Regions from separate parts of the Homo sapiens genome. Here region 1 is linked to region 2. A link is a contact called in ENCODE Hi-C or POLR2A ChIA-PET data. All regions are on one chromosome and are shown on one strand. Each heading gives the region's core, a stretch centred on a gene start or an enhancer-like site at or near the end of the contact. The rest is flanking DNA. Distances are from core to core; before and after follow the strand shown. Region 1 has its middle 85 kb from the start of LINC02240. Region 2 has its middle 60 kb from the start of ZNF608.

The links. Hi-C counts contacts between places; a loop is a spot of excess contacts on that map. ChIA-PET counts read pairs that join two places held with the same protein, here RNA polymerase II (POLR2A). Pooled maps may share reads with other maps.
Region 1: a loop to region 2 is called in a map of endothelial cell of umbilical vein, with 12 times the contacts of the local background. The contact joins two enhancer-like sites. A Hi-C loop is called at or near these places in 1 of 168 maps with a recorded cell type or tissue (endothelial cell of umbilical vein), 5 of 37 single-sample maps with no recorded cell type and 4 of 50 pooled maps. POLR2A ChIA-PET finds 5 or more read pairs at or near these places in 2 of 52 experiments (A549 and MCF 10A).

Annotation. Positions count from the first base shown.
Region 1 is chr5:125,406,563-125,410,487 of GRCh38, forward strand. No RefSeq gene overlaps it. Among named protein-coding and RNA genes, the nearest start is that of LINC02240, 85 kb to the right of the region's middle. Within about 2 kb of position 2,234, at least 8 of the 41 ENCODE cell types and tissues checked have a DNase peak (open chromatin) inside an H3K27ac peak, as active enhancers do.
Region 2 is chr5:124,805,110-124,809,052 of GRCh38, forward strand. It overlaps the pseudogene RPL28P3. Among named protein-coding and RNA genes, the nearest start is that of ZNF608, 60 kb to the left of the region's middle. Within about 2 kb of position 1,467, at least 8 of the 41 ENCODE cell types and tissues checked have a DNase peak (open chromatin) inside an H3K27ac peak, as active enhancers do.

The DNA of each region.
Region 1 (3,925 bases), core at 984-3,483, 600 kb after region 2:
TGTTTCTTTATTTGTGCCTTGTAATCTTCCCTTCTACTGCTGGTATATTGATTTAATTCTAATAGGTGTATTATTTTAATCATATTTTAGGGAAATCTTCATTTTTGCAATATGAATGACATTTCTGCCTCTGAACCTGTGTCTAGCCTTAGGTGAATTCACAAACTGGACATTCTGTAAGTAGGAATGACTATTTTCCTATACATGTAAGTTGTACACATTGATTACATGACTCATCTCTCTACTACCATGGAGTAAAGAATGAATATTCAGGATGCCATAATTATTTAGGTCAACAAACATTTATTGGACATTTGCTAAATGTGAGGCATTGCGCTAGGTAGTCAGATTGGAAAGATGAATAAGATAAATTCCTTACTGCCAAAGAACTTAGAATTTAAGTAACTGAAGAGGAACATATCAACCAAGGCTGCTTGGCCTTTATTTTAAAGATTCTTTAGATTACCTGCACATTCTCTAAGATATAAGTCCAGGACAGGAATTCTGTCTGCTCAGGAAAATGCTCAGAATATTTTTCAGCTAGATTATATGGACTCATTGACAACAGCAGAAAAGTCTCGACTTGGGCATAGTAGACTATTTGAATGCTTTGCACTCGTTCCACATACTGATGTAAAAACTTACTTGAACTCTTTCAGGTATTTAAGTGACCATTTATTGAAATAAACGTGAAAGTTTGATAGCAAAAACCAGTCAGACGAAGTCTGTCCTTGTATAATATAAATAGCCAAGACCATAATAAAGACCAGAAACACTTGTACATCCTTAATGTGTTTCTAAGAAGGTCATTGTGAGCAACCCTGCACACTTTTCAATTCTGAATGGACTTTATCAATATTCCACACATTTGGCCTGAATCAGTGGCTCCTTCTTTTAACTGGGGCATTCCTAGACATGGTGTTATAAAGTAGAGAGTGGAAAGGTAAAGTCATCATAGCATGGTTATCTGTCTGGACAAGGTCAGAAGTCAGAAATAGGCAAAGAAAATGTTAGAACTGTGAGCAGTGTGAAATGTGTATTTCTCTTGGAAGCACTGGATGAAAGGCAGGGCAGATAGGGAAGCAGGTAAAATAAAGCACTGCTAATATTTCAATTTGGTGTAACATCTACATTTTAAAATAAACCAACTACCAGGACTCAGGACTATTACAAACTACAATTTAAAAAAATTCCAAGTGTGTTTCTAACTAAAACATATGTAATTAAAAAATATTTCCATTTGTTCTGTGGAACTGCCTATCGAACACATATATATAGGTAAGAGAAATGCTACAGGAGACTGACTGTTTCTTCTTTAGAAAACTGTGTTTAGCAGAGGAAAAGAAATCAATGCCTGTATTTTCCATTATGACAAAGCTCATAATTGTCCTTAAATGGACTTTTTGTACTCAAGGCTTATGATTCCAATTTGTCATTAGTGATAACTTGCATCAGTATCTAGAAAAGAGAAAGTTTCAGAGAAGACAAAAAAGTCTTCTATCTTAATTTTCACAGCCATTTATTGATGTGCACATTACTTTCATTCTTTCAACCTAAATTGAATGTAATATGCAAAATAGACTATCTGAATAAGTAGATTATTAGGAAGAAAAAGGTAGCATGAGTCCTGTTCACTATAAGGGAAAGTATATTAAACAAATTATAAATAATATAATTACAAACCATTGTAGATCTACAAAGTATTTCTTGTGTGGTTTACTTAAGGATAGTATAGTCATTTAAGTTGCAAAGAATAGCCACAGAAGGAAGCATACCTATTCTACCTGAATTCTACAGAATTTTCAGTAACAAAAAAAACTGCAGATCCCCTTTCTAATGTTCAATGTGGAAATAAAAAGCCTCGTCCTTTTAGCTATTAAACACCATATCTTTTGATCACTGAGTCTTCCTCTTTTATTTATTTATAGATGTGAAAGAGCAGGTAGAATTATGCACTGCAGGTATCTGAGAATTTCAGTTTCAGAAGGAACAATAAGGATGGTGCCATCCAACCCGGCTATGCCACAGGCAAGACTCACAGAGGTAAAATGAGTGTGCAAAGTCAGGAGCAAATCCAGGGCTGGAATCTGGGGCTTTTCCCATTATCCTAGGCTTGATCTAAGGTCAGCACTGTCTAAGTTAATGAACATACAGTTTTGCAGTTCTAGCAACAGAGCTCAATAAAACTACACTTGTTCTGGTGCACACCAATGAGATCATCCAAGGTCATTATTTCTGTCTTCCAAGCTCTGCAGATCAGCACACTACTGAAACCCAATTAAACCACAAGAGGTGGGGAAACATTAAAAATGAATCATTGACTGTTTAGGGGGAAATAAAAAGACAAGGCTTTCTGAGTCAGCTGAAACTTTCATCAGCCACTGGGCGTACCCTGTGAGCAAAGGAAGTCACAGGGGCCCAATGAGATACCTCTGTCATATTTTTTTCTCCAGATTGTGCTTTCTTGAAGAGATACTGAATTTAAAATGGAGCTATTTGGCAATGACAGGAGTTTAAAGGAGAGAGTTGGGAATTAGACCTTGCACCAAATAATCTACATCCCTGCAAGTGAGTGCGCCGTATTTCAAGCTATTCTGGTTGGCTGAGCAAAGCCCTGCATTTTTGTTAACTCCCTTTAATTAATCTTGTCATAAGTCCTATAGTGAGGTGGATGAACTTTCAAACATTAAACAGTGGAATTACTCACCGGGTGGCTTTTCCCAAACACTCCAACCCCAATTAAAGAGCTGTATTTGGTTTGGGTTTCCTCAAATGGCGCTCCTGTTAACACTCATCAAACACAGGAAAAATAAAACAGCAATTTAACTGTGCCCGCAGTGTGAAAGGCTTGTGCAAATAATCAGCACATTTCTAACCGGTTAGTAATAGGCAGAGTGCAAAAAACAAATGACCAGATTTATACCACTGGGCAGGTCTGAAAGCAATGTTACAGCTGAAATATATTCATTTACAATTTAAAGCAAGGCTTTCAGTGAATAATTGTTTACATAATAGTGAACAGTGCTTGTGCTGCACAACTGGGATCCATTTACAATGTGTTAACCAAATAATGCATGTTTACAAAAGATTTAGAGTTTGTTTTTGGAGAAAAGAATCGTGGTACCCTTGCCAACAAAAGCAGAGCAGTATGTACAGTTAGTAAATCTTTTCTTAGCTGCAAAATTAGCGTCAAGTTGCTTGAGCCCGTAAACTACGTCAGCATAAGTCACTCTCATTAAATTGATGTGTGAAGGTAGTATTCTTAAACAGCAGGTTGCTCCATTCTGATTTTTTTTTTTAATCAGTCAAATAATGAGGTGGGGGTAGAGTTGCTTAACCAGGCCAAGGGAAAAAGAAAGCGGAATCATCTTAAAACGGCCATCCCGGATTTAATAGCCTACAACAAAACCCTAAGCAGGTCAACTTCATGGTTCAGCAATTCCTAAAAGCCTTGTCTACTTCTCCAAAGCTTATCGGTGACGGCTGGTGTATAAGAGCTCCCAATGAGGACTGATTTACAGCACTGAAGGGCTTTGCAGTGACAAAGGAGGGCCAGGGTCCTCGAGTGCTTTCTGTATTTTTAAGATCCCAGAAGATGATGTGGTTCTGTGATAGGAATCTCTTAAACTTTACCATTGACATAAACAGGTCACAGTGCCTGCAAAAGCTTAAGCAGGAGTCAGGAGCAGTCTCTCTCTCTCCTTTTTTTCTGGGTCAGAGTCAGATTTTATCGAGTCAAGCTATCTAATTGAACACAAACCATGTGATAGGACCCAAACAGAGTGTATTAAAAATGAAACAGAAGGAGCCAGGTTTGTCTCAGGCTAGTGCTGTTACACGCGTAAGTTTCAGACATCCCCTGAATACAAAATGATTTTTTTTCCCCCTGCATTGACAAAAGTCCGTCTTGCAGGGGGAAAAAACA
Region 2 (3,943 bases), core at 217-2,716:
AGACAAGCCTTGCTGGGCTCCTACCATTCCCAGTCTATTACCATTAGATCATACTCTTTGGTCCAATCACATTTCCATATGCCTTGTCCATTCTTCATTAAATCTAAGCATAAAAATAAACAGCTTTCCTCGGGTCTTTGGGTCTTCTTTTCTGACAGTTCCCATGTTACGTAAAACTTTGATTGAATACGTTTGTTATGGTTTTGTCTCGTTAATCTCTTTTGTTATAGGAGTGTCCCTTATGATGGATGAGGAAAGTTATTATATCTTTTCTCCCTTGCAAACCCAAGACTGGCTAATTCCGGATTTCAGGGTCTTTTTTACTACAGTAAACTCTTTCTAAAGTGGGGCTAATAATATGAACCTAAAAACTAATGTAACAGTTAAATGACATCTGAATCTGAAGAACCTAATACCATGCCTCACTCATAGCAGAGGCTTCTGGTGTTCTCTCTCAATGAATACAATAAAATGAGAAAGCAAATGGCACCATTTCTGTGTCTGCTTGGTCAGCCAGTCTCGTTAACTCATAGGCACACTTCACATCTCATTTATGTTTCCCAGAATGATTAGACACATAATAAATGCTCGATAAAATTTTGTTGAATAGAATTGATTTGAGCAGAATGAGCAGTTATGTGAAGGAACCACAGCTGATTTTAAACAAAGACTCTTTTAACTCTAGAGATTGAAGGGAGAGCATGTTCTCATTGTGAATTGTACCCTAATCCTTACATCAACCATAAATTCTAAAAATAATCAAACTAGATTTTTGGTGAATGATTTATCATCTAGAACAATTGTGTTTTCTTTTAAATTTAAATTTAAGTTTTTTCTTTTTTTAGAGACAGGGTCCTGCTCTGTCTCTCAGCTGGAGTTCAGTGGTACAATCATAATTCATTGCGGCCTGCAACTCCTGGGCTCAAGCAATCCTCCTGCCTCAGCCTCCCAAGTAGCTAGGACTATAGGTACACACCACCTCACTTGGCTAATTTTTATATTTTTTTTGTAGAGAAGGGGTCTTGCTTTGTTGCTCAGGCTGGTCTTGAACTCTTGGCTTCAAGTGATCTTCCCACCTGGGGCTCCCAATGTGTGGGGATTTCAGGCTTGAGCCACCACCCACCCGGCTGCAATTGTAACCAAATATCCTGACCTACTTTCTGCTGAAAATCACCCTACTTTCCTCTTTACATAGAAATATTATCACAAATCCCTTTGAATGAGCAACTGCCTATTTTAGGAAATCAGTGACTGTACTTATATTGGTTACGGCTTCCTTCCTCAGCAAATATTCCCAGGTTGATCTTCAGTTCAGGCGAATGACGCTGGGCAGTATTCGCAAAGGCCCTCTATAGTATAGATGCCTGAGAGCTCTTTAGGCTGTGTGCTAACAATATTTTGATATACTCTGTTTTTCTCCCCCCTAGCTGTTTCCTTTACTGCCTGAGCTGTTTGGTCATGTCTGAACTGCTGCTGATGAAGCCTTTTCTGGCAGGTTGCCCGGGGAGCAGCTCTCCTGTAGATTCCGCCTCTCTCCAGGAGTTGCCTGCCTTCAGTATAATGGGCAACATTGAAAGCAGCAAGGCGTTCGGTCGACAAGGTCAGAGTGCCTTTCATTCCTGCAATAATCAACCAGTGTAGCTCTTCCTCAGACCTGGGGAGAGAGAAGATAGAGGTCAAAAGAGCAATTACATTTCACATTGACTCCAGAAAAGGCCTGGATCACAAGACTGAAAAGAAAAACGGATTCTAGCCTCATTCTTATCCATTCCTTTTCTGGCCATTTTTGTTATTAACACTGCCCTGAAACCATAACAAGTTTTAGCTTGATGACGTGAAAAACGCATTTTCTGCCTGCAGATGAGATCTTTCTTCTTAGACATTTAGCACTGTCAGCATATTGCAAAAGAATGCAAATGAGCTGCAGGATCTATAACCAGAGACAGTAAGCAAAGGCCATTAATTATGTTTTTAAAAAATGTTAACCCTAGCAGACTGTATAACAAGCAATTGTGCTAATTTCAATCTGTAATCAGTCCCAACATTAGCATAACTTTATTTATTTAGCATTAAGGCAACAATTTAGAGAATATAATTTAGTTGGAAATGTCAGTAATTTTGCAGTGGCAGATTGTTGTTACAAAGCTACCTCTATTTGACCTTACAGCTGCCAGGACTAATTACTTTAATTGCATTAATTGCACTGACCATTCTGGTGTTTAATGTAGTTGCTGTTACTCTTTAACCATTGAGCAGATCAGCCTGGCTGAATTCTCAGTAAAATGGGCCAATGCTCCTTTCTAAATCTCCTTTGATTCTTTTCTGCATTTTGAGAGCCCAGATAATTCACAGATTGCTAGTGTTCTCACTGAGACCATGAATTCTGAGGAGAGCTCTTGAAGGAAATAAAAATCTGTACTATATTACTGTATTTCCTAATGGATTCTTATTGCTCACTGCTGACTCGATTAAAGTACAATTAGTTCACTAATGACAAAGAAATGTGTAAGAAATGTTTGTGTCAGTTTCAACAGTAGATTAAAACTCCTTTATTTCACATTTTGGAATGAATTCCTATGAACAAGTCTGTATTCTTATTTCTGCCTTATAGACTGAACCCATAGCTTTCCCTAGGATTGGACTCAACACAAATTGAAATACACAGCTATGTCCTAATTTAAGATCTATGGCTTTGGGAATCTATAAAATAGATATTTCCTCCTGACAAGGAAAGTTTCACAGGACATTTAATAAATACTTTACTACCAGTGATACATCTATTAGTCAAAATGAAGAGCACTTGAAATATCTTTTTTTTTTTTGATACAGAGTTTCGCTCTTGTTGCCCAGGCTGGAGTGCAATGGCACAATCTTGGCTCACCACAACCTCCGCCTCCTGGTTTCAAGCGATTCTCCTGCCTCAGCCTCTCAGGTAGCTGGGATTACAGGCATGCGCCACCATGCCCAGCTAAATTTGTATTTTTAGTAGAGACGGGGTTTCTCCATGTTGATCAGGCTGGTCTTGAACTCCCGACCTCAGGTGATCTGCCTGCCTCGGCCTCCCAAAGTGCTGAGATTACTGGAGTGAGCCACGGCGCCAGGCCTGAAATATCCATTTTTATACATGAAATTATGGGCTTATGGGGCTTGGGCATGGTAGCTCATGCCTGTAATCCCACCACTTTGGGAGGCTGAGGTGGGAGGATCGCTTCAAACCAGGCGCTTGAGACCAACCTGGGCAACATAGAAAGATCATGCCTCTACAAAAAATAAAAATAAAAAATAAAAAATTAGCTGGGCGTAGTGGCCACACCTGTAGTCCTAGCGACTCAGTAGGCTGAGGTAGGAGGATTACTTGAGTTCAGGAGGTCGAAGTTACAGTGAGCTATGATCATGAACTGAAAACTGGGCAACAGAGCGAGACCCTGTCACTATACACACACACACACACACACACACACACACACACACACACACACACATATATATACACACATACATATATATACACATGTATGTATATACTCCGAAAGTCAGAAAAACTAGACTCAGCCAGTTCATCTGTCTACTGAAAGCAGGCAGCAGCTCCTCCTTGCTTCTTCCAGATGACCCTCAAATCTCTGGTTAAACATTTTAACTTTTTTAATTTTTTATTTTATTATTATAATTTTTTTTGAGAAAGCCAGCTGACTTTTTATTGCTTTGGGGGCAGGGACTCAGGAGTTCTTGGTGGGGCGGGTCCGCTTCCTCTTCACCATTACAGGCTTCCGGCTGTGCAGGGCGCTGGCCCTGCGGATGGCAGCCATGCGCAGGTCAGGGCATACTTGTTCTTCAGTATCGTGTGTCTGATGCTGCTGAGCGTGGCGCGAGCATTCTTGTTGATGGTGGTCCGCACATAGGAGGTGGCAGGCTTCCGCTGGCTGGATCTCCGCTTCATGACCAC